3 separate regions of the Mus musculus genome follow, and all the other regions are linked to region 1. A link is a loop called in an ENCODE intact Hi-C map of the cell type or tissue named here. Cell type or tissue: gastrocnemius. All regions are shown on one strand.

Region 1 (8,000 bases):
TCCTGCAGTGTGACCCACTGTCCTCCTGCAGTGTGACCCTCTGTCCTCCTGCAGTGTGGCCCACTGTCCTCCTGCAGTGTGACTCTCTGTCCTCCTGCAGTGTGGCCCACTGTCCTCCTGCAGTGTGACCCTCTGTCCTCCTGCAGTGTGACCCACTGTCTTCCTGCATTGTGACTCTCTGTCCTCCTGCAGTGTGGCCCACTGTCCTCCTGCAGTGTGGCCCACTGTCCTCCTGCAGTGTGACCCTCTGTCCTCCTGCATTGTGACTCTCTGTCCTCCTGCAGTGTGGCCCACTGTCCTCCTGCAGTGTGGCCCACTGTCCTCCTGCAGTGTGGCCCACCGTACCTCCTGCAGCGTGACCCTCTGTCCTCCTGCAGTGTGACCCTCTGTCCTCCTGCAGTGTGGCCCACTGTCCTCCTGCAGTAAGACCCACTGTCGTCCTGCAGTGTGACCCACTGTCCTCCTGCAGTGTGGCCCACTGTCCTCCTGCAATGTGACCCCACTGTCCTCGTGCAGTGTGACCCACTGTCCCCTATGGCTGCTCCTTGCTACTTTGTGAGCTCTTCTTTCTCCCACCCTTTCCTTCTAACCTTTTAACCCCTAACACTAGACAGTAGAGAAAAGGATAGAGAAGGGGGTGACTTCTTGCTTAGTAGGAGTTTGAACTTTGCCCTCAGGATAGCTAATTTGTTCTTTGCAGGCCACTACTTAACAAACCACAGCCAACAGCAACACCCAGCAGCAACCAACAACCCATTCTCTCTCTCTAGGCCCTGGCATTTATATACCCTCTGAAAAGGACCCAGAATTCCAAACTATCTGCCGCTGGCAAACCCACGCCCCTGCCAGAGCAGGAGGCAAATCAAGGTCTGCAGCTATGGACAATGTGACGCAGCCCCAGATCCCATACCTGGGATTCAAATGAAAACACAGGGCTGGAGAGGTGGCTCAGCGGGTAAGACACTGACTGCTCTTCCGAAGGTCCTGAGTTCAATTCCCAGCAACCACACAGTGGCTCACAACCACCTGTAATGAGATCTGACGCCCTCTTCTGGTGAGTCTGAAGACAGCGACAGTGTACTTATGTATAATAGTAAATCTTTGGAACGGAATAAGCATGGACTGAGAGAACAGAGTTGACCAGAGCAAGCAGGGCTGATCAGGGTGAGCAGAGGTCCTAAAAACTTCAATTCCTGGGCTGGAGAAATGGCTCGGCGGTTAAGAGCACTGATTGCTCTTCCAGAGGTCCTGAGTTCAATTCCCAGCAACCACATGGTGGCTCACAACCATCTGTAATGGGGATCCAATGCCCTCTTCTGGTGTGTCTGAAGACAGCTACAGTGTACATACATAAAATAAATAAATCTTAAAAAAACAAAACAAAACAAAACTTCAATTCCCAATACCACATGAAGGCTCACAACCATCTATACAGCTACAGTGTACTCATATACATAAATCTTTTTTAAAAATGAAAACATATTCCTATAGTATTTCTGTGTTTTTCAAAGAACCATCATTCTCAGCACAGTCCTAGGAGGCTCCAAGCAGCCTGTGGGCAGGACCCTGGCAGTCACCTCACACACCCCCAGGGCCAGGACACCTCTAACAGGATGAAGGAGGCGCTTCACATTCCTGGTCAGCCGCAGTGAGACTCCAGCAGGGGCCCTTGATGGCTTAAGCCAGGACCAGCTCTGGAAGGTAGAGGGATGACAGCTACTCAGACCTACTGGGGAGCATACCACCTCTACCTCAGGCTGCCCACAAGCAAGGACGGGACCTGGGACCAGTGCCTCAGGTCCAGGGGATTTCCAAGGCCTGGGCCTTCCAACCAACACAAGGCCCCAAAGCATGAAGGGACAGAATCTCCTACCTGCCAAGAGGCCCATGTTTTTGTAGACCCAGAGAAGAGTTTGAGACGCAAGATCCAGGCCCATACTGAATGCCCACAGGGCTTGAAGGGACATGTCTGCGTGGTGGCTGTAGCCAGGGGCGCGGTGGCCACTCACCTGCCTGGATGGCCAGGAAGTTGTACAGTTCGTGCAGCAGCTCCAACAGGGCCGCCTTCTGCTTGGCCTGGCAGAACTGAAAGGCAGGGGAGACACTGGTCAAGGGTCTGTCTGCGTCTGCAGCCAAACTGCCACGTCCGCCTGGACAGCAAGGAACACCTCTAAACTTTAGGGGCCTTTTTGTTTTTAAGGCAGTCTTATGTAGACAAGGCTGGCCAAGACCCAGTTAAGAATTATCTTTAATTCCGACCCTCCTGTCCCCACCACAGGCGTGTGGCTCTATGCCTGCTTTACGCAGTGCTGGAAACAGAGCCCAGGGCCTCATGCACATCGCCAGGCACTCACTGTGCGGACTAAGCCATGTGCCCAGCCCCACACATAGTTGTCTAGGACAACTGGCAGGGCAAGGGGCGCGGAGCGACTGGCTGTGGAGCAGACACAGCAGAGTCACAATGAGACGACCACCATGGCTCTGGCCCGACTTCTTGAGAGAGGAGCAAGCAACGGCACCAGGGCTTGCAGAGGTCAGAGGAGCCCACAGAGTATCAGGGACTGCGGGTCTGAGCCCTGCCTGAGGAAGAGCTGCAGCAGGACTCGATGGAGCTCACATATCAGCCACTTGCACTGGCTGACAGCAGCCTGAGGAAGCAGGCCAGCCATCCAGTACCAGCCGGGAGGACGGCCTGATTAAGACAACACACCCACTCCCAGCCTGTCCCTGCATCCCCCACAGTGGGAGGGAGAAAGAAAACAGTGCCGGAACCCTGGGCTGCAGACACGATTAAGAAGACTTCTCTGATATGTAAATGCTTATCTGGATTTTGGGTGAAGTAAGGCCACCCAAAGGAAACTCAGCAAGAACCTCACTGGGACCAGAAAGTATGTTCCTGCCTGTGGGCTCCTGGACCCGCCCTCCACGACGACCAAGGATGCCCAGAGCAGCCAGAAAATGCATCTTGCCTGGATAAGGCCCAGCCTCTGCCCTCCTATCACAGTGCAGGATTGGTTAAAAATCTAGAATGTCTGGAGCCCAAGGCCCCAGGCAGTTGATGGGTACAGCTTGCTAGCTCTGCACAGTGCAATAGGGACCTGCAGGGTGTCTGTCTGAGTAGCTCACAGGAAGGCCAGGAGCAAGCCTGCGCTTCCTTCAAGTGGGCTCCACCACTCTACAGACTGTGCAGGACCCAGAACTAGAACTAGGAACCTTGTCTAACTAAAAGGGCAAACAGAAGACCATCAGAGGGGTTGCGTGAAAAGTTCTATAGTTCTTGTTTCTGCATTTGTTCGTCTCTTTGGCTGCCTGTTTCTGGAGCACACTGTCTAACCATCAGCCCAGTTTTATGATAGAAAGCAGATTAAACTTATTATGAGCCTGGTTCTGCAGAACAATGGGGAAGCAAAACTGCTTTGTGGATGAGAGCAATAAGGGAGTGTCATAAAACACCCGCAAACAGGACACAGCAGCAGCCAAGGAAATAAAACGGTGTCTGCAGCAGGCTGTCCTTCATTAACAAGGGGTACAGTCAACGCAGGAGTGCTGTTTCTTGGCCAGCCCCTGGGCTGCAGAGGCCTGGCACCCACACTTAATAATTAGAGCGCTAAGTCATGCCCTCTGGCAGCACACGCCTCCTCCTGGTAGGATTTATGACCTGAAAATTTACTGCCTCGTGTCTTCCTCAGAACCGGCTGCCCAGCTGCGAGTTAACGCTGCTCACATGATCCGTAGGCTGAGGAGCAGTCACCTTCCCCAAACATTAGTTATGGGGGATGTGAGGGCTTCATAAAACAAACTGAACACATTGGCTAAGAGGGCTAATTCCCCTTACCACGTGCTTCAAACTGGCCCCTGATGTGTCAGAGCAGGAACCTGAACATTATCAAGAGATGGATGCACACCAGAGAGAAGGTAAGACTGAGTGTAGTCTCTCAGGGTCAGATGCTGGCAGCCTCGCCCCCCACAGTGCCAGCCGGACACCCATGCCCATCTCCCTGGACTGACTGTGGCAGATCGAGGGCCTCAGATGCTCTCACTGATAGGGGTAGGAGCCCGGGGCTGGACCCAGGGAGCTCACCCTTCCATATTTCAAGTACCACTGTGCTCCCAGAACTGAATCTGACACAAACATCGTCACAGAACATGATGTGATTCCGGTACGTTCATGGAACGTTCTGGAAGCGATCCCCTTACATGATCCTTTCATGATCTGGGCGAGTTTCTCTCTTGGCAGAGCTCTGAGTCCTCAGGAAGACTCATAGAAGGCAGATCGAACTTACCTCATCTGTTTTTCTCTCACAGTCGACCGGCAACAATTTCACTGAGACGGAGAAAAGAAAGAGGAAGGTTAGAAGTGCGCCTGGGCAGCGGAGAGAGCTCTCAGGACCCAGGGGGAGCAGGACTCAGCTGACACAAAGGTGGAGACCAGCCAGCTCTCAGGGGCCCCTGTGTAGTGTGGGCTCTAAGGCCCACGGGTTCCCCCATGTTGGGTAAGGACTTTGGTAGCTGGGGCCTCTTTCCAGCTGTACATGAACCAGCAGCCACAGATTCCTGGGCTCCTTAACATCTGTGTCTGCTCCTGTAAAATAGGACTGCATGGGCCTTCCTCAGAATGCACACTGCTGGAAACCCAGCACTCAGAAGATGAACACAGGACTGCCACACGTTTGAGGCAGGCCTGGGGTGCAGAGAGGATGTTGTCTCAAGAAACAAAACAAGGGGCTGGAGAGGTGGCTCAGCTGCTCTTGCAGAGGGCCTGAGTTTGAATCCCAGCATCCATGTGGCTGCTTACAGCCATGTGTCACTCTGGTTCTGGAGTCTCCATTGCCCTCTTCTGGCCTCCATAGGTACTGTATGCATGTGGTGCAGACACACACATAGGCAAGTCACCCATACACATAAAAAAAACAAAACAAAACAAACCCACAAACAAGATAAAAACCAAATGGCCTTTGTTGCTTAACTCAGAGAGTTAGGCTCAAACAAGACAACATAGGGAAAAGTCTTTTATGAACTACAAACGACAGTATGTCAAGTAAAAATAAATGCTATCACAGGAGGGAACTCTAGGGACCCCAAGCCTGTCTTAAATTATCTTAAGCAGAGCGTAGCACCCAACACTATGTGACATCATCCCCTGAGCGCTTACAGCACCTGTACAATTTGCTGGCACTCACCTCTGTTAGCCTCTAGCTGACCCAGAAACTATTCCCAGGGTGGATAACGGACCCTTGGGCATCAGTGTGGCAAACAGACTCACACACGCCCAGACATCCATTCCTCACAACACTGAAGACAGTGGTTGGGCTCTCCCTGTATTTCAGCTACTCCTAATTGTGGGAAATGTGACCCTGACTCAAGGCTGGCAACAGTGTTAACCTCGAGCACGCTTCGGAAAGAAAACGAACTGTCATTTTATACCTAAATTTGTACCCAAAACAATCTGGGTCTGGTGATTCGGGTCTATACTTTCCAGCTTCGGGGGAGGTAAGGCAAGATCATAGGTTTGAAGCCATCCTGAACTAGAGTGAGTTCTAGGTGAACCTAGACAGCTTAAGGAGACCCTGCTTCAAAGTCGTTTTCAAAAGCCAGCTAGCGAGAGTGTAGCTCAGTGGAAACATGCTTGTCTAACGTATGTGAGACGGACCCTAACTATAACCCCTTATACCAGAGGGGGAGATTTTCATGAAAATAAAGAAAATAAAGCCGCGTTTCTTCTTTTGAGTAATAGGCAAAAAAAAAAAAAAAAAAAAAAAAAAAGACATCAGTCCTCAGCTATTCGGGAGGCTCGCTCTCTTGCACCCCTCAAGGGGTGCGGAGTCACGTAACTGAGTGTGGGCAAAGACGTCTAGGAAGTCGCCTGACTCACAGGCTCTCTCCCAACACAGCCTGCGGGGGGGGGGGGGGGAGGCTGTGCCTCACATGCACCCCTGTGGTACCAGCTTCGGCTTAGAACAACTCTCCCACACCTGAGCCACAGGCAGGGTCAGACTCCTTTTGACAAATGAAGGCCCGGTGGTGCCAGTTTTGCTGCTACAAAGCTGAGACCACGGCAGGCATTCCCCGAAGGCAGGGAAGACAAGAGGGGCAGGGGTGGGCTGACTGTCAAGAGTGTGCGTGTGGCTTTCCCTTGGAAGGACCTGGCTGTGGCTGAAAGGGAGACTCTAGAAAGACGGGGAAACAGAAAAGAGCAGAAAGTGGAGGCAGAAAGTGAGGGTCTGCAGTCGGTCGCGGCTCACAAGCCGGTCTGGGTGGGCGAACCCCGTGCCCCGGGCCCTCCCCTGCGCCGGCCCGGGACGTACTGTTGTCCTCCGCCTCCTGCGGCGCCGAGGGCTTGCCCATCTTCACCCACAGGATGGCCAAGAAGCCGAGCAGCAGCCCCAGGCTGGCCCAGAGCAGGAGCCGAGACAGGCAGCGCTCCAGCCACCGGCCCACCTCGGGTCGGGTCCGCCCGGCGCCCGCCGAGCCGGTGCGCGAGCCCTTCAGGCCGGGGCGAGCGTCGGCGCCGAGGAGCGCCGAGTGCGGCCGCGCAGAGGCCGACGGCGGGGCCCACCAGTGGCGGCCCCGGCCCGGGGCGTGCCTGTCCGGCGTTCGTGTATCCTCGTCATCCTCCGAGCTGCCCCGGACCGAGGCGCGGCGTCGCAGCGGCCCGGGCCCGGCGTGGGGCGGGTAGGAGAGGCCGCGGCTCGCGGCCCAGGGAGAGGCGGAGGCCCCGAAGTTGCCGTACGGCCCCGAGGCGTCGGAGGCCGCGCTAGGCGCCGGCGGGGAAGGCGACAGCGGCCAGGGCTCCGAGCGCAGGACGCTGGCGGCGGGCCGCGCGCGCAGCGGCGCTTCCTCGCGTAGCCGGGCCTCCTCCCGCTGCCGCTCGGGGCCCCGCGGCCCGGCGTCCTCCCGCGGCCCGGCGTCCTCCCGCAGCCGCTCGTCGTCGCGCAGCCGGGCCTCGCCCCGCAGGCGGCGCAGCTTGTTGCGGTAGACGTTCCGCGTGGTGTCGGTGATGGGGCCTGGCTGGAAGCCCAGGGCCTGCAGCTCTCGCCGCAACTCCAGGTCCGACAGGCCGGCCATGGCCAGGACACCGCCCCCTCGCCCGCCCCCGGCGCGCACCGCACCCGGAACTGCTCCCGCCGGCAGCCGCGGCGGAGCGGGCGGGGCCGCGCGCCATGATGGGAAGGGCGACCACGGACGCCATATTGGGAAGGGCGGCGCATGGAGGCTATGTCCGCCATGATGAAAGGCGTCTGTGTCGGCCTGGCGCCGCCATGTTGGTGAGGTCAAAGGGTTGGTTTGGTTACTGTTTTGTTTTGTTTTACTTGTGTGTGCAGGTGCTTTCATCTCTTCCCCCCGCCCTCTAGCTTATCTTTATCTGTCAGACCTAGCAGTGTTTATCCTAACGCAGCGTTAGCACGTGGTAAACGTTCAATGGAATGTTGATTTACTTAATGGATGAGCTCAATGGTGTAAGAAAACCACCGCCATTAATAGAGATCCGGCCCACTTGCCAGTCTCCGGATGGGCGTCGAGGCTGTGTGTCGGATTTGGGTGGTGGAGTAACCGCCCGGCATGCTCTCCAAGACCTTATCTTGACTGCTGCTTCAGGCCAGCTTCAGGCATGCACTTGGTCGACACTGAAACTTCAGGAGTGTGCACCCTTGGGACTGGAGAGATAGAAGACTCTGGGCGTAACAACACTTACAGAGGAGCTAGGGTTTGGACATCAGTGGCTGGTCACGTCATGGACAATTCCAATTCCAGAAGATCTGGTATCTTTCTCTTCCGGTCTCTGCTGGCATGGTATGAACCTGGTGCACATACAAGTGGGTAAAACACTCGCACATAAAATAAATATATTTTTTTAAGGTGCAACTCTGAGACAGATTGATCCTCTGTGGCCACGGGTGACCCAAAATGTCCTCATAGGTGGATCCCTATACTCTGAACTCTTAGGGGCAAATACCTATGCCCTAGGTTCCCGTAAATGTTGGAATTCTCTTGGGTGATGG
Region 2 (8,000 bases), 68 kb before region 1:
TGAAACTAGGTGTCTATTTCTTCAGCCCCTACTATGGAAGGTGCACTGCTAGAGAACCAGACTGTGAGGGACATAAAGGAGCAGCCAGCAGTCAAGGATGGGACAAGAAACGAGCACACTGAAAACCAACCTGGCTTCGAGCTGTGTGGAGCTGAGTGGCAGTCAGGGCATGGCAACATTGCAGAGCTCAACAGGACAGGTGTGGGTGTGAGGGTGGAGAATCACACCGACAGGGCAGAGCAGGGTACTGAGGCAGGCTGGGAGGCCTGGACACCAAGGTTGGCAGGCACTGAAGGCCTGGAGTTGACGAAGTGGGGACTACTACTGGATGCAGCCATTTGCCTGAGAGGAGCAAGCTGCACTACACTTTTATACACACACACTCCAAAGCGAGGGTAAGAACGACAATGGCACTCAGCCCATCCTAGACACCGTTCTCCTCACCCCCAGTTTTGTAGTGCCTGCAGCATACAGAGAGTACATGCTGTCCTTAGACCATGTCCCCAAAGTCTGAGTCACAATGAGATGCCTTCTCTGTGGCTGCCACTTGCCAGGCAGCCCCACTGAGGTGCTGAGCCCAGGCCTCACCTGGACGACTACACTCACACCTCGGATCCCTTATGAGATGCCGGCACTGTTCCTTGCTAGAAACCTCCTTGGACCATCACCTAACCCTCTGTAAGACACACCGGCCACCGCCTGCACGGCTGGACAGGCAGCCTTCACCCAAGGCAGTAGTATTTCCAAACCGGGCCATGGTGGGAGCTGACTGGGCTGGCAGAGCAGAGCTTTCAGCCAGCCAGCCCGCACCTGACAACTCATTAGTGGGATCTGCTCTTTGCCTGCAGTTAAGTCAATAAGCACAGCTGTTTGCCCTGCCCCCACACTGAAGCTGGAGGTGCAGCAGGGAGTGAGAACCCTTAAGAAAGCTGTATTCAGAATAGAGCAGACCCACGGCCATGAACTTCAAAAGGCAACAAGAAGCACGAGGTGGTAGGGGTGTTCCCTGTGTTCCGGCTCCCCACTGCTACCCCCTCCTGCTGGGGTTAGGGTGGGCCGAGAGTTGCCCCAGAGGCCAACCTCTGGCTCACATGGAGGCAGAGGGTTCTGTGCTCTGGTCTGTAGTCTGAATTATTAACTGGCCTCCCAGCAAGCCTGGCCTTTCTGCACTGGTGTCCCACTGAGGGCCACCTAGCTTCTGGTCGCACTGGGGAGGTGGTGGCTGGCACAGAAAAGGAAGTGGGCCTCAAGTATTTAATTCCTTGCCCCAACTGCTGTGATCCTAAAGGTCTGAATCAAGGGAGGGAGGACTTGATGCTTACAGAAGAAACTTAACAGGAGGTCTCTCAAGAGAACCGGATGACAGGGCACCTGCTGAGACCTCAGCACAGAGGCTGGGCTGTCTACTGTCTCTTACTGTCAAGGAACCCGAGCCAAAGGTTTTACTTTTCTGATTTAATTTCAATATCTGTAAAAATCAGGACAGTGATAGCTTCTTCACCTGGGGGCCCAAAGGCTAAAATCAGATGAGATGGGCCAAGTGTTCTACACTCTTGTACATGGATACTGTACGGTGGATGTTGGGCCACAGGAAGCCAAGAGGCCAGGAGGATGCAGGTCTCAGCAAGGCCGCTCAGCACAGCAGCCTCCACCCCCTCCAGTTCCACTTTCTGGACAAGTGGCAGAAAGGTGGGGGTCACAGCCATCAGCCACCCCCTGGTCTCATCCCGAGACTGTGGGTTTAATGAAGCGTCTCTCAGAGCTACCTTCCCTTCTCAAGGTCTTTCCTAAGTGATGCGGGGGTGGTGGAGGGAGTGACTCACTCTGTTCTCCATCCCAGCCAAGGACTACTCCTTCCAAAAATTATCACCAAGATTTACTAAGCCCAAGCAGGCTCAATTTCAGGTGACATCAGGATGAGCTACGACAGAGGTCCTGAGTAATGTGCCCGCTGCCACCATGACGCCCTGGCTCACTCCACCCCGAACACATCCATCAGCCGCTGCAGAACCTCTGGTGCAGCTATGACTCAAGTCTGTGTGGGCCTCGACTGATCAGAAACTGCGTCCCTAGGTGGTGACAAAGGATGACAACTCTCAAAGAAAAAGCTCTCCCCTCCCCGCTGGCTGTCTTACCCTAACAATCAAATTGGTGAGCACCAGTCTCTCCGCCTCTGGCATCTAGCCCCTGGCTGCCCAACTCTAAGCTACTCCAGCCCGAGGACTGCCTGCCTCTGTCAGCAGGGCCTGGGACTGCACATACACAGACGCTTCGGACCAAGGACTGTGAGTGAGGAGCGGGTGTCCACACAGGGCACAGTCTGCCCTCTCACCTCACCACTGCCCCAGAAACTTCCTCTACATCTGGAGACGCTCTTGTGTACCAAGAACCACATTAGACAGGGTGTGAGAGTCAGAGTGGGGGCTTCATCTCTGTTCGCAGGAAGCTCATACTGGAAATTAGGGAGCACAGCCCTAGAAAGCCCACAGGGTTTGCCTTGTGATCCGTAAGGTATGGGTCAGTGAAGACCTCCAGCGCAACGTGGGGACCCTGGGCCTGACCTGCCATCCATGTGACAATCAGCAGTGCAGGCATGAGGTGGCCACTGATGGAGCGTCTCACTCCTGAGGCAGGCTGGTTTAGCTGGTTCCTGCTTTGGCAGGTCGTGGTCCATCTCACGGGTCATCCATCTGGCCACCTACCTGTGCTGGGCATCACACTCCTCACCTCTGACCTCTTACCTAAGCCCTGTGCTCAAATAACCTCCTGCCTACTTGACATTCCACTTGGGAGTTTAAAGCCTCCAACGTCAAATGTGCGATGCACTTCCCACACCCCACCTGCTCCATCTAAGTCTTTCCCGTTTCAGCAACCAGCTGCTCAAGCCAAAAAAAGAAAAGGGGAAATCTGGGAGCTGTCCTTGGTTCCTCTCCTTCACCCCACATCCAGGACACCCGCGCTGCTGATGTGACCCGCACATTATGGTCTGCTTTCTGTTACTTCTGTCTCCTGTGCCACTACCATTATCCAAACCACCACCGGCATCTCTCTCTTCCGGTGCTACCACGGCAGGCTCTCTGCAGCTCCTTGTTCCCCAATGCCAGAGCACCAGAGGAACCTTTGAAAATCAGGGCACGTCAGTCCCCTGACTAAATGTCCCCGGTGGCTTCTCCCTTGCTTCCTGGTAAGATCTGACCCCTAGTGCAGGTGGCTGGGCAGTTAAAAAGAACCTAGGTTTGATTCCTAGTACCCACATGGTGGCTCACAACCACTTCTAACTTCAGTTCCAGGGGATCCAATGCCCTCCTCTGGCCCCAGTGGGCACTGCATTAACAGGGTACAGAGACATATCTGTTGGTAAAAAAAAAAAAAAAAAAATCTGTATTGTGCCTGGCTCCTGCCTTCCTTCAGCTTCAAATCTTAGCTGTAGACATGCCACTCACTACCCGTAGGCTTGCTTTCTTTTCTGTAATATGTCAGTTTGGTTTCCTCTGAAGTGCCTGGCCACCCTTCCCGAAGTGCAGTCAGTGTTCACTGTCTCCCTGCCTCGAGACCGACCTATGTGTAACTTCCTCAGGCAAGCCTCAGGAACCCGACTAATGTTACATTTACCACGATCAGAGTACTCATTGGAACTGTCTTATGAGTCTATTTGTTCCTCGTGTCCTGAATAAGAATCCAAAGGCAAAAGGAGAAAGACCTCATCTAATTCACTGCGATTTCCCTGGAAACTAACCTAGTTCTATGCATGCACATGGCCGTGCTTGGTAAGGTAACCTAAACCTGAGTGGGGCGAGAAGGTCTACTACTCACACAAGGGACCTGTGTGGGAGACTCAGTTTCACAGTGACGGAAGGCAGTGAGGCTTAGCTGGAGGTGTCTGGGGATAGGCTGGGCTCGCAGACACATTAACGATGGTAAGGAAGAAACAACCCCGCCTTACAATTTGACTCTTTAGTGGCATCTGGACCTCAGGGCCGCTTCACTGACTACTACACTGTGCAGACAAGGAAGGAAACTGCGCAGAAGGCGTCGCACTCCGCAGCTAACTGCAAGATGGGTACCTCGCGCACGTGCAGCCTGGCAGCGGCCGACGCATGCGCAGATCCCCCACCCTTGCCGCCCATCGCTTCGACGTGCCCACCCTCCTCCCCTCCGGTCACCTGGGTGTTCTCTCCCTCCCGGAAGGCCTGCGCTACCCGCTGCCGCAGGTAAGCGCCCAAGTCCCGGCCCCGTTTGGTCTCGTCCACTGGCCATTCCTCACAGAGCTTAAGGAAACGCCGGTAGCGGAGAGCGGCCATCTTGGGCCCCGCTTGCCCCGCCCCTGGGGGGGAGTAGTCAAGACCGCAGAGGGCGCGTGCGCACTAAGGCGCACTGGCCTTCCCCGTGGACATGCGCAGTTCTACCAACGGCCCACACCCCTCCAGGCAGCGGCGCTGCTCACCTTTGAGAGCGAGGTCTGAGCTCTTCAGCTTCTTGGTTCTGGTACTCGCCCAGCTCCCAGGGGCAAAGCTAACGCGGTGTACCCTGGGGAAAGCTTTGCTCTTCGTTTTCAATGACTTCACAAGCTCGAGACTGAAAAAGCTTCCCCCGAGACCTCTGCTGTTTTGCATAAACGAAACATTTGCATGTAAATACAGGTTGTTATTGGATGGATATGTGTTTGATCTTAACGTCCGTCGTGTACACATACACACACACACACACACACACCGTCCGTCGTGTACACACACACACACACACACACACACACACACACACACACACACACACACACACAGCTGCCCCACTCACACTCATCACCCTGTACTTATCTCTACCACATGGACCTCTGATAGAGTTCTTTAGCTACATCTCCAGCCTCCCGGTCACATTGCTCACCACATGGAGCGGTTTCTTATGAAGAACCAAAAACATTGTTGCAGCCTGGAAATCTTTAAAACAATTTTTTTATAGTGTGTTTTCTTTATTCTAATATGTATGAGTGTTTACCTGCACCATGTACATGTGTCAGTTCTGGGGACCGAACCTGATTCTCTGTAAGAGCAATAAATGCTCTTAATAACTAATTTCTCTAGCTCTAAGAATGAGTGTTTTTATTATGGCAAAATTTAACATAATATATATATCACATGGGTATCATATGTGTGTGTGTGTGTGTGTGTGTGTGTGTGTGATTTTTCTTTTGAGAAAGAAGGTTTCTCTGTGCAGCCCCAGGTGTCCTGGAACTCACTCTGTAAATTAGTGCTCAATGAATGAATGAATGAACAAAGCCACATTCCAAACTAGGTCTGTCAGACCCTAATGTCTCTCAACATTCACAACCTAGGGAGCAATTCCTGGGGTGGGGGTGGGGCAGCTCACGGGACTGTCTGTCTGGCCAGCCCTTGCAGTGTAGCCGGTAGAGGAAGGGAGACCACAGAAGGAGGCAGTGGGCACGAACTTTCCCTGGCACCCTGGCACCTTTCTCAACCTCTTACCACACTTGTACCTCAGGTGGAAGGGAGAACCATTTGCTGCCATCAAGTTACTCCCCCTACAGCCCAAGACAGGGCAAGGGGTCTCGCCACCCCTGACTCCCAAGTTGGCTGTGGCCAGGCGAGTGCTCTTTAAAGCCATACCTGGGTGGGCCCTTGTGGCTTCCAGCCCACCCGGGGCCCTCAATGCCTGGAAGTAGGGAGTAAATGAACCTCAGGAAAGCCACCCAGCTTCATGGCTAACACAGCTAAGGTGAGGCTGTGTTGGGGCTTGGAACATAATGGGGTGATCAGGGAAATTTTCTAGGGGCATGCCTACCAAGCGCCTCACCTTGGCATGGCACTCCAGCCAAGGTTCCCTTTCCTTACCTCGGGAACTGTGGAGAGTGTTCCCTGTTTAAACCACCCACTGATCTGCTCAGATTAAACCCCTCCCTCCGCCTCCTTCCCACCTCCGCCCAAGACCTGCCTCCTATTGCTACTGAGCCACCCCTGATCTTCCTCCCCCATTTCCCTCTACAGCTGGGTAATATTTCTTTCTCTGTATTCCACAGTGCTGCCTGACACAGCCAAGCTCTGCTTCTTTCCCCACCGTGGGGTGGGGAAAATGAGAAGAGAGCTCTCTGGTAATTTTGCCAGGAGAACATCAGAGATCACACACTAGCACGGGATGTGTGGCTAGGCAGTATAGAGAACCATCCTTTCTTTTCTTCCATTTCATTTTGACTTTATTAATCTGTTCTTATTTATCAGTCTAGGTGTTTTGGCTGCTGGTATAACGTGTGTGCCTGGTGCATCAGATCCCTTAGAGAGTTATAGGTGGTTGTGAGCGGCCATGTGAATGCCAGGGAATTAAATGTGGTTTGGTTTGGTGGTGGTGGTAAGGGAGGAGGTTGAGACAGGGTCTCTCTGTATAGCCCTGGAGGTCCTGGGACTTGCTATGTAAACCCAGCTGGCTTGGAACTCACAGAGATCTGCCTGTTCTTGTCTCCCAAGTGCTGGCTATTAAAGGCATGGGCCACCATGCCCAATTCCATCTCCTTTCCTGTCCCCATGTTTTGGTTATGTAGCTCAGGCTGGCCTCAAACTTGAGAACCTTCTGCTTCTGCCTCTGCCTCTCAAGTACGGCAATACAAGGCTGTGCAGCTGCCAGGGTACACACTGCAGATTACTAAAGTAGACCAGGCTATCCTTGAACTCACAGAGATCTGGCTACCTCTGCCTCCTGAATGCTGGGGTTTAAGGCACATACTACCATGCTGAGCTAAATGTAAGACTTTTTTTTTTTTTTTTTAAGTTATCAAGGATTTTTAAATGGTGACAGGCTGGGAAGTGGTGGCACACACCTTTCATCCCAGTGCTCCAGAGGCAGAGGCAGGTGGATCTCTGAGTTTGAAGCCATCCTGGTCTACGAAGAGAGTTTCAGGATAGCCAGGGTTACATGGAGAAACCCTGTCTCAAAAATAAAATAAAATAAAGACAAAGAAAACAGTATCAATAAATATGGAAGTTGTGGTTGTGACTGTACACACTGTCATGGGCCACAGGGGACAGCTGAAGGCCCCTTCCCTGTGCATTTCATACAGTATGACGAGACAGGCAAGCACCAAGCTAACCTATGATAAAAACAGCGCTGGCCATGGCACTCTCCTCATATTAGCTTGTTAGAAGCACAGGCTGAAAGTGCGTGGTAAGTTCAGGAAAAGTCAAGATGGGTGTGGTAGTTTGAATAGGAAGGGCCCCCCCCCCTCCTAGGTTCAGATATCAGGGTGTTTAGTCAGCAGGGGGTAAAACTGTTTGAAAGGATTAGAAGGAGTAGGGGTGTGGCCTTGCTGGAGGAGATGTGGAACTCTCAGCTCTCCTCTCATTACCAGATCTGCCCCGCCATGATGATAACGGATTAACCTCTGAAATTGGGTCGGACCCCGAGGGGCTGTTGTTGGCACAGTCCCATGTCACTCCAGGAAACCACCTGAGGGTGGCTAAGGCAGGCTGCCAGGCAAAGGGGCAGCAGAGACTCGGCGCAAACAACCTTGGGTGTTTATGCCCTTTGCTTTTTAAGTTGCCCTGAGATTCTTTTTTCCTTTGTTTGCCTTGTGGGAGGACCAGCCAAGGAGTCAGAACTCTGCTAGCAGGAGTCCAATTTCTCCTCCCACCACATGGGTTCTGTACATCAAACTGAGTTCCTTAGGCATGGCAGCTAACGCTTTTACCTTTATTTCTTGTTCTGAGACCCAGTCTCATGCAGCCCAGGAGGGCCTGGAAATCACTGTGCAGCCCAGGATGACCTTGAAGTTCTGACCCTTCTCCTTCTACCTCCCCAGTGCTAGGATTGCAACACACACCACTGTGCCTGGCTTAGATAATTCTGGGGATCACACCAGGCAGGTCCTCTTCTAACCGAGCAACATCCCCAGCCCTTGAGATCTAGTTTCCTCATTTTAAAATGAAAATTGGGGGGCCAGAGAGATGGCTCAGTGGTTAAGAGCACTGACTGCTCTTCCAGAGGTCCTGAGTTCAGTT
Region 3 (8,000 bases), 430 kb after region 1:
AAGGGCACTGGCCATGGAGCCTGACCACCTGAGCTAGATCCCTGGCACACATAGCGAAAGGAGAGAACCAACTCCCACAAGCTTCACCGCTACATGTGCTCTATGACATATGTGTCCACACATATTCTAACTTCTTTAAAAACTAAATGAAGGGGCTGGAGGGATGGCTCAGTGATTAAGAACACTGGCTGTTCTTCCAGAGGACCCTGATTCAATTCCCAGTATATGGTAGTTCACATGGTACCATACAGAGTAGCTCACAACTGTCTGTTGGCTCCTTCACACAGATATATATACAGCCAAAACACCAATAAAGTAAAAATGTAAAAAGTCTGGCTGAAAAGGTGCCTCAGGGATAGGAGCGCCTGAAAATGTCCAAGTGTCCAGGAAGCAGAAAGCACTGGGCGTTATCAGTAATAGCTAAATACAATTTAAAACTGAAATTTGCCTAGTTTGTATGAAACTCTAGATTCCAAATTAACTAGGCAATGGCAGTAATCCAAGCACTGTGGAGACAGAGGCAGGAAAATCAAGAATTCAAGGCCATCTGTGGTTACACAGCAAGTTTGAGGTTAGCCTAGGCTACATGAAACCCCGTCCCAAAGGGGCTCAGCAGTTAAGAACACTTACTAGTCTTGAAGAAGATCCCAGTCTGGTCCTTAGTACCCATATGAGGTGGCTCCCCACCACCTGTAACTCCAGTCTCAACACCTGGATTCTGTAGGCACTGCACACAGACAGACATAACAAACTAGAATTATGCCTATTGATGCTTCTTGTGGATACTCTTCAGAATTTGAGAGTCCCATTTGATTTATAGCTTCCATAAATGTTGCTTTACCCAGGACCCTTCTTAGTCCCTTGCTGAGCCTGGTGTAACCTTGGTGGGGACAAAGTGACAGGGTTCCTGCCCCTGGGACAGGGCCCCGGTGTGAGCCTTCATGAATGTCAATGACTGCTGTGGACTTAAGGCTTATCTGTGTAATAACATGCATATTTTCTGGAACCAGTACTAGCAGTGGAAGACTCTTTCCTTCCAAGGGATGTCCTCCCTGCTAACGTTAATGACTCCATGATAATTAGAAACAGCACAAGCCCGGGAGTTGAGGGTGTGGCTATGTCTTAACAAAATAGTAAACAGTGGGGCCTTCAGGACAGCCCTTAAGGCTACGGGAAAGAGCTCTAAATACAAGACTTAAAAATATATAATTTCTCAACTATGCAAAGGGAATTACATGAGGAGCCTCACGAATCTAAAGGAACAAAAGCAGCTACACTCTAAGCCAACTGGGTAAAAAAATTACTAAGGAAGGAGATAAAGAGATTTAGGGAGTGGTAACCAAAGGAGATCCCACCCAACTAAGTTTTTTGTTCATGCTTACAAAGGCAGATGGATTCCTGAGTTCAGGGTGAGTCTAGGACTGAGCAAAGTTATGCCTTGGTATGGTGGAAATGGTATCTTCAGGGCAGGGCACCCAACTACCTTATTGTCTGTGCTTAACCAAGGCAGACAGATCTCTGAGATCTCTTGCTTTGAGCAAAGGTACACTTGCTTCTCCTAAGGATCAAAGGGCTGTGTGCTTGGATGCTGATTCGTAGGATCAACAAAAGGACTCCTGGAGCAGATGACTGGATTGATCTGTGTGTAAATAGAACCCTGGGCTTTGACGTGCCGGAGATGAGCTAGTGGGAAGCAATAGCAGTTCTTCTTTAGTTTTTGAAATCTCTGGAGAGCAAAAACAGCTCTTCAAGAATTTTCTCTAAGGCTGGGCGTGGTAGCGCACGCCTTTGATCCCAGCACTTGGGAGGCAGAGGCTGGCGGATTTCTGAGTTCGAGGCCAGCCTGGTCTACAGAGTGAGTTCCAGGACAGCCAGGGCTACACAGAGAAATCCTGTCTCGAAAAACCAAAAAAAAAAAAAAGAATTTTCTCTAACAGGATTTCTAACTTGGTTAGGGATCCAATAAATTTTTTATAGCAGCCTTTCTGACCTTGGTCAGAAAAGCCATGAGCTACCTAGATAGCTTTTAGAATTTTTACTTACAGAGAGAGCTGTATCAACCAAAGAGTTTTTAGAATAGCAAGAAAAAGCTGTCTATTGCAGAGCAGAACACAGAGAGAGAGAGAGAGAGAGAGAGAGAGAGAGAGAGAGAGAGGTCTGGAAAGCCATCGCAAAAGGCTTGGACCCAGCGACTTCGAGCCCTTTCTTTGCAAGGCTCCCTAACACCCATTTGTTCTCTCGGGAACGCCTCTCCATGTGGCTTGGTCTCCTCTCCCATTGCATATTTCGTCCTATTTAAAGATGCTGCCCTTTTTCTCACAATGGCCTCTTTGATGTGTCAGTCAAGCAGGCAAGGCTTGTTTCTCCAGTAACTGTTCCTCTGGAACTGGGCCACACATTTATCACACACAGGCTTCCAATAAAGCAGTCCCTAACAGCCATGGACTAGGGGCTTCCACAGGCTGGGACTGCCAAACACGACCTCTCATCCTTCTTTCTCCCCAGCAATGGCCCCATTCTGTCCTAGCTTCCTCCCTCCCTTTCTTGCTGAGTTTCTTGCAGTGCCTCACCATGACCACTCAGCAGCTGGTGCAGCCAATGGGCAGCCTGACAGTCTGTGAGGATAGCAGTTCATGCTCTCATTACCCTGGTGGCCCAGACCTGTAATCCCAGCACCTCTCTAGAGAAGTACAGGGAGGAGGCTAGCAAGTTCAGGGTCAGTGTGTATGAGCCACCCCTCCAGCCCTTTCAATTTTTTTTTAAGATGACCTATGACCTTTAAGATTTATTTAAAGCCGGGCATGGTGGTGCACGCCTTTAATCCCAGCACTTGGGAGGCAGAGGCAGGCGGATTTCTGAGTTCCAGGCTAGCCTGGTCTACAGAGTGAGTTCCAGGACAGCCAGAGCTACACAGAGAAACCCTGTCTTGAAAAATCAAAAATAAAAAAAAAGATTTATTTATATGAGTACACTATAGCTGTCTTCAGACACACCAGAAGAGGGTGTCAGATCCCATTACAGATGGTTGTGAGCCACCATATGGGATTTGAACTCAGGACCTCTGGAAGAGCAGCCAGTGCTCTTAACTGCTGAGCCATCTCTCCAGCCTGAAGGGGGCAGTCAAGCGTGCACACGTGGAGGTCAAAGGACGGCTCCACAAGCTGACAAGCTGGTTCTCTCCTGGCACCGAGTGAGCCTGAGGTGAGCTGAGCCTCTCTGGCTTGGCAGTGAACCCCATCATCTCACTGCCCTTTTGTTATTTGTCTCTTACTGTCTTAAAACCACCCTCCTTAAGTGACCTCACCTAAGTCTGCCCTGCCCAACTTCACTGCCTGACCCCCTGCCCTCGAGTTTTGTAAGTTTGGATAACACCTGGTCTTTGCTGTTACAAAGCAGGTTTTTCAGTTTGGGTTTTTGTTTTTGACACAGGGTTTCTCTGTGCAGACCTGGTTATCCTGGAACTCCCTCTGTTCCAGACCTGTCCTGACCAGGCTGACCTCTGAGTGTTGGATTAAAAAGCACTCACCACTGCCCACCTAGGTTTGGGTTTTCTTACCAAGGTGCTTCAGGGTAAACTTAGCTTTTGTTTTGAATAGGATCTCAGCCTAACCCTATTTGGGCTCTATACAGATCCTATCTAAATTAGCTGTGAGTTTATTCTGAGGTGATAAACAGGTTTTCTTTTTTTTTTTTTTTAAGATTTATTTATTTATTTATTATATGTAAGTACACTGTAGCTGTCTTCAGACACTCCAGAAGAGGGAGTCAGATCTCATTACGGATGGTTGTGAGCCACCATGTGGTTGCTGGGATTTGAACTCCGGACCTTCATTCAGAAGAGCAGTCAGGTGCTCTTACACACTGAGCCATCTCACCAGCCCCAGGTTTGTTTTCGAGACAGGGTTTCTCTGTGCAGTCCTGGAACTCACTCTGTAGACCAGGCTGGCCTTGAACTCAGAAATTCGCCTGCCTCTGCTTCCCAAGCGATGAGATTAAAGGCATACTCCCCCACTGCCCAGCCTGGCCTTGAACTTTTGAATTCGCCTCTATGCCGTATCCCGGTGATTACAGGCATTGAGCCAATAGGCACGAGCCTGTTTATTCACAACACATGTCCCTGAGCCTCTAAGAAAAGATGAGCAAGGGACAATTATTACCAAGAACAGATTGCTTTATAATTTTGAAGCTTCTCCCAACCTATGGGTGACCCTAGATTTTAACCTCTTATGGCACACACCTATAATCACAGCACAGCAAAGGCTGAGATAAAACAGAGTCTGGCTGGGCGTGGTGTGGCACGCCTTTAATCCCAGCACTTGGGAGGCAGAGGCAGGTGAATTTCTGAGTTCAAGGCCAGCCTGGTCTACAGAGTGAGTTCCAGGACAGCCAGGACTGCACAGAGAAACCCTGTCTCGAAAACAAACCTGGGGCTGGTGAGATGGCTCAGTGTGTAAGAGCACCTGACTGCTCTTCTGAAGGCCCGGAGTTCAAATCCCAGCAACCACATGGTGGTTTACAACCATCCGTAACGAGATCTGACTCCCTCTTCTGGAGTGTCTGAAGACAGCTACAGTGTACTTACATATAATAAATAAATCTTTAAAAAAAAACAAAAACCAAACAAACCTGTTTATCACCTCAGAATAAACTCACAGCTAATTTAGATAGGATCTGTAGAGCCCAAATAGGAATAGTGGCGTAAAACCTAGCAGCCTAGGTACCCCACAGGCCAGAAGCTGCAAAACCTCCCGAGCACCCAGGCTAAATGCTGCCAAGGTATATATATATATATATATATATATATATATATATATGCACTGCCCATGAGCTGTGGTGTCTGAAGGGAAGCCAAGCCAAGACTGCACAGCAAACTTCAATGCCACTGCTGCTGGCCAACAGGAAACTCCTACAGCAAGGCATTCAGGTTCCAAAACCCAGGGCTACCTGCTGCCACCTAGTGGCCCTGTCCCTACAGATGCCAATGCTTAGATGCACTTAATACCAAATGGATCTTCTGGCCCAAAGTTCCTAAGTTCTTCCACAGTCCTCCCCAAAACATGGTCAGGTTGTCACAGGAATACCCCACTCTGCTGGTACCAACTTAGTCAGGGTTTATATTCCTGCACAAACATCATGACTAAGAAGCAAGTTGGGGAGGAAAGGGTTTATTCAGCTTACATTTCCATACTGCTGTTCATCACCAAAGGATGCAGGACTGGAACTCAAGAGATGCAGCTTGGAGTCTATACAGGGTGCTTTGCCAGTCACTCCTACTCAGCTCCAACCTTGAGTGGCCAGTGACTGACCTGTAGATAAAGGGCCAGTCCCTACACCCATCCAACACAACCAAGCTCCATTCTGGTGCCATAACCGGCTGTATGCTGTAGTCCATTGGGACACCTCTCACCTGCTACTCAGAAGTAACATTCTCATCTCTCCGCCCCTAATACCCTAGTTACCACCACTCAAGACCCAGAAAAACTGCCATTCATTTCCCCAAGGTGCCCTCAGTCAGGACTCCAGCAGCTTCCATTCCAAGCTGGAAATAGAGCAATCCAGCCTTACAAAGCTGAGAAGTTATATTCTATTAGTGCTAGGGTTTCAGTCCCAGGCCTCTCTATCCCTACTCTATTCCAGGCCATGTGTGAAAGGATCAAAAGTTCAAAGCTGCCCTGGGACTACTCCACAGGAAGGAGACCTGTCTGTGCTTAGGACCTCCCCACTCTAAGGCAGCACCCACAGCATGGCTGGTCTGAGGGAGAGGTCACAAACCCTGACAGCTGAGGCACAGCCCTGCACTGAACCCACTCTGCAGGGAGGGAGATGCTAGCCTGCCAAGGATCACCGATGATACTCCCAAAATTTCACTCCATTCACACACACACTGACCCTTGAACCAGCCCCCTTTAGGCTACAGAACATACACAAGTGGACATGTTTTTCTTTAAAGTTTATTCAATACAACATAAACTCCAACTTCACTGAGGTGGCTGACCACGTCCACGACCAAAGCCGCCTCTCTGCAAGAAAAAGCAAATGAGCATTAGCAATGGCCCAGCTCTGCCTGGAGGCATTTCTAGCTCTTAGACCTCAGCACCAGAGACACCCACAAAAGTAAACAGCCAGGAGACCATTCCACCCAGTCCCACCCCTACTGGCTGTGGAGCGGTATTTAAGTTTTGAGTCTGTTTCCCACTGTTAAACCTTTAAGGCTATGGCTGCAAAGTTGGGCACTAAAGTAGCCCCAGCCTAGGGACTCATACCCTAGAGCCTCTTCCTCAGATGAGATCTGAGAGCAGTGGTCTGTGAGGCCCTGCTACAGGGCTCCATGAGACTGCAGCCCCCCATGGCAAGCAGGCAATGAGATTAGCTGGTCTACATGTGCCTTTATCGTGGTAACTGTCACCATTTCATGGACACACCAAGGCAGAAGGGAACCAAGATCAAATGGGGACTGTAGAGCAATTCTGTTTCGGGTCCTACAGAATTCCCAGTGTTCTGTTTCAAATGTCATAAAATAAATTCAGAGGCTGGGCCCTAGCCTTCAGTTAATAGGAGCACACCACAGACACAAGATCTGCAAAGCATGTTCACACAGTTCCACTGCAAGACTGATCCCAACACAGTAGGGAAAGGACCCATCATACCCCCATAGCCCACTAACACTGGCCAGGCCCCAGTGACTGCAGAGCAGACAAGAAAGAGATACTCACAAACTGGAACTCAGTGGCTGAGCCAGCCCCAGCCTCAGCTTTCTTGTCAGCTCCAGCTGGAAAGAACAATTTACAGTCACCTAAGAGCTGACCCCTGGGTAGGAAGGCAGGCAAGTCTCCTCACTGAGCACCGGTGACGGGGAGCACGGCTTGCCTCTCCTCCCACCCCCCTCAGAGCCCCTGGTCACCTCCCAAACTCATTAACTACCATCCCCTCCTCCAGGAAAGCTGCTCTGACCTCGAGAACCAAACTGCACAAGAGGTTTAGCCAAGGAGAGAGAAACAAGTGTGGCAGATCAGATGGGAAGGGGAAGGGGGTGAGGGAGGGTGAAACACCCATGCTCTAGGTTACACGTTAAAACAACACTTTAGGACTAAATGTAAAGCTGCAGTAGCCAAATCACGTTTCCACTAAACGTAGGTTTTACACTCAAATTCAGCTCATGGGTTGGGCGAGCTGGGGCCAACAGAACGCTGCTTTATTACAATCGGAGACTACCCTGTCCCCTCAGCACCAGGCAGTTGCTGGCTCACTTCTGTCTCCAATCAGGGTGCTCACGGGCCCCACCCTCTGCACGAGGATTCCCTCAACCATAACTGTGGAAGGTGTTCATCTCCAAGTACCAAATGCAGAAAGGATGGTAAGAAAAGCTCTGCACACATCCCACACCTCAGTCTTCCCTGTATTTTCCTCAGGAGTCAAACCGGCTCTTCTAGGTGTTTGCTTGATCCTCCCTCCCATGAGCCTGCTTCTCTGACCCACCTGCAGCACTGTTGCACCAGTGACAGTGGGAACTCAATGACAAGGGCATCGTGGAGATGTTCTCAACCCCCACAGGTGCCCAGCACACCTGGCAGGCTCAGGGCAAGCATTCTTTCTCAAACACTAGGTCCCACGGGGTTGACAGAGGGATGTCGGCTGAGCCCTGCCAACACTGGCCTTCAGTGTTCCAGCACAGGCCTCCCTCTAGTTCCCACACCAGGACCTTTCCTGGCTGCCTTGGCAGCAAGGACTGCATTCCATGGAGGGCTGCTAAGAATCTGAGTTCAACCCCAGGCAGAGGAGAGGAGATACTCACGGGGCACAGCGCTCCTTCTGTAGGTGTCTCTGTCAGCCTCCCCTCTTGTGAATCTTGCAGGTCGCTCACCCTCTGGACCTACAGAAACCAAAAGATATTGTGAGTGCAGGGCAGCAAATGACTGAAGAGCAGGAGAAGCTGGCAGTGCGGTGTGCTTCCAGCTCTCTCTGGGAGCCAGACTATAAAGGAGTATCAGTCCTTCACACCC

The links. A loop is a pair of places that touch in the nucleus more often than their neighbours do. Peaks named below come from ENCODE experiments on the same cell type or tissue, not always from the same donor. Only the 100,000 strongest peaks of a DNase experiment are listed, where the experiment ranks them.
Region 2: a loop joins it to region 1, with 4 times the contacts of the local background. A loop is called at or near these places in 10 of 42 quality-filtered maps.
Region 3: it touches region 1 in a loop (2.0-fold over the local background); 5 of 42 quality-filtered maps call a loop at or near these places.

Annotation. Positions count from the first base shown.
Region 1 is chr17:27,197,354-27,205,353 of GRCm38, forward strand. It overlaps Lemd2 (LEM domain containing 2), which reads right to left and starts at 7,085. Exons shown (of 9, transcript NM_146075.2): 1 at 6,306-7,085; 2 at 4,284-4,324; 3 at 2,010-2,085. The coding sequence starts at 7,065. Gm34736 (a long non-coding RNA gene) reads left to right here and starts at 7,516. Exons shown (of 4, transcript XR_385492.4): 1 at 7,516-7,814. In gastrocnemius, CTCF peaks have their summits at 3,632, 4,839 (motif pointing left) and 6,962; DNase peaks (open chromatin) are centred at 2,079, 6,089, 6,386, 7,125 and 1 more place; H3K4me3 peaks cover 4,125 bases; H3K27ac peaks cover 5,012 bases.
Region 2 is chr17:27,129,577-27,137,576 of GRCm38, forward strand. Uqcc2 (ubiquinol-cytochrome c reductase complex assembly factor 2) reads right to left here and starts at 4,315. Exons shown (of 4, transcript NM_026063.2): 1 at 4,164-4,315. The coding sequence starts at 4,301. In gastrocnemius, a CTCF peak has its summit at 4,423; DNase peaks (open chromatin) are centred at 4,122 and 4,369; H3K4me3 peaks cover 1,280 bases; H3K27ac peaks cover 3,234 bases.
Region 3 is chr17:27,624,487-27,632,486 of GRCm38, forward strand. Rps10 (ribosomal protein S10) reads right to left here. Exons shown (of 6, transcript NM_025963.4): 4 at 7,793-7,870; 5 at 6,714-6,769; 6 at 5,929-6,020. The coding sequence ends at 5,979. Among named protein-coding and RNA genes, the nearest start is that of Nudt3, 5.0 kb to the left of the region's middle. In gastrocnemius, CTCF peaks have their summits at 3,106 (motif pointing right) and 4,963 (motif pointing left); a DNase peak (open chromatin) is centred at 4,945; H3K27ac peaks cover 1,136 bases.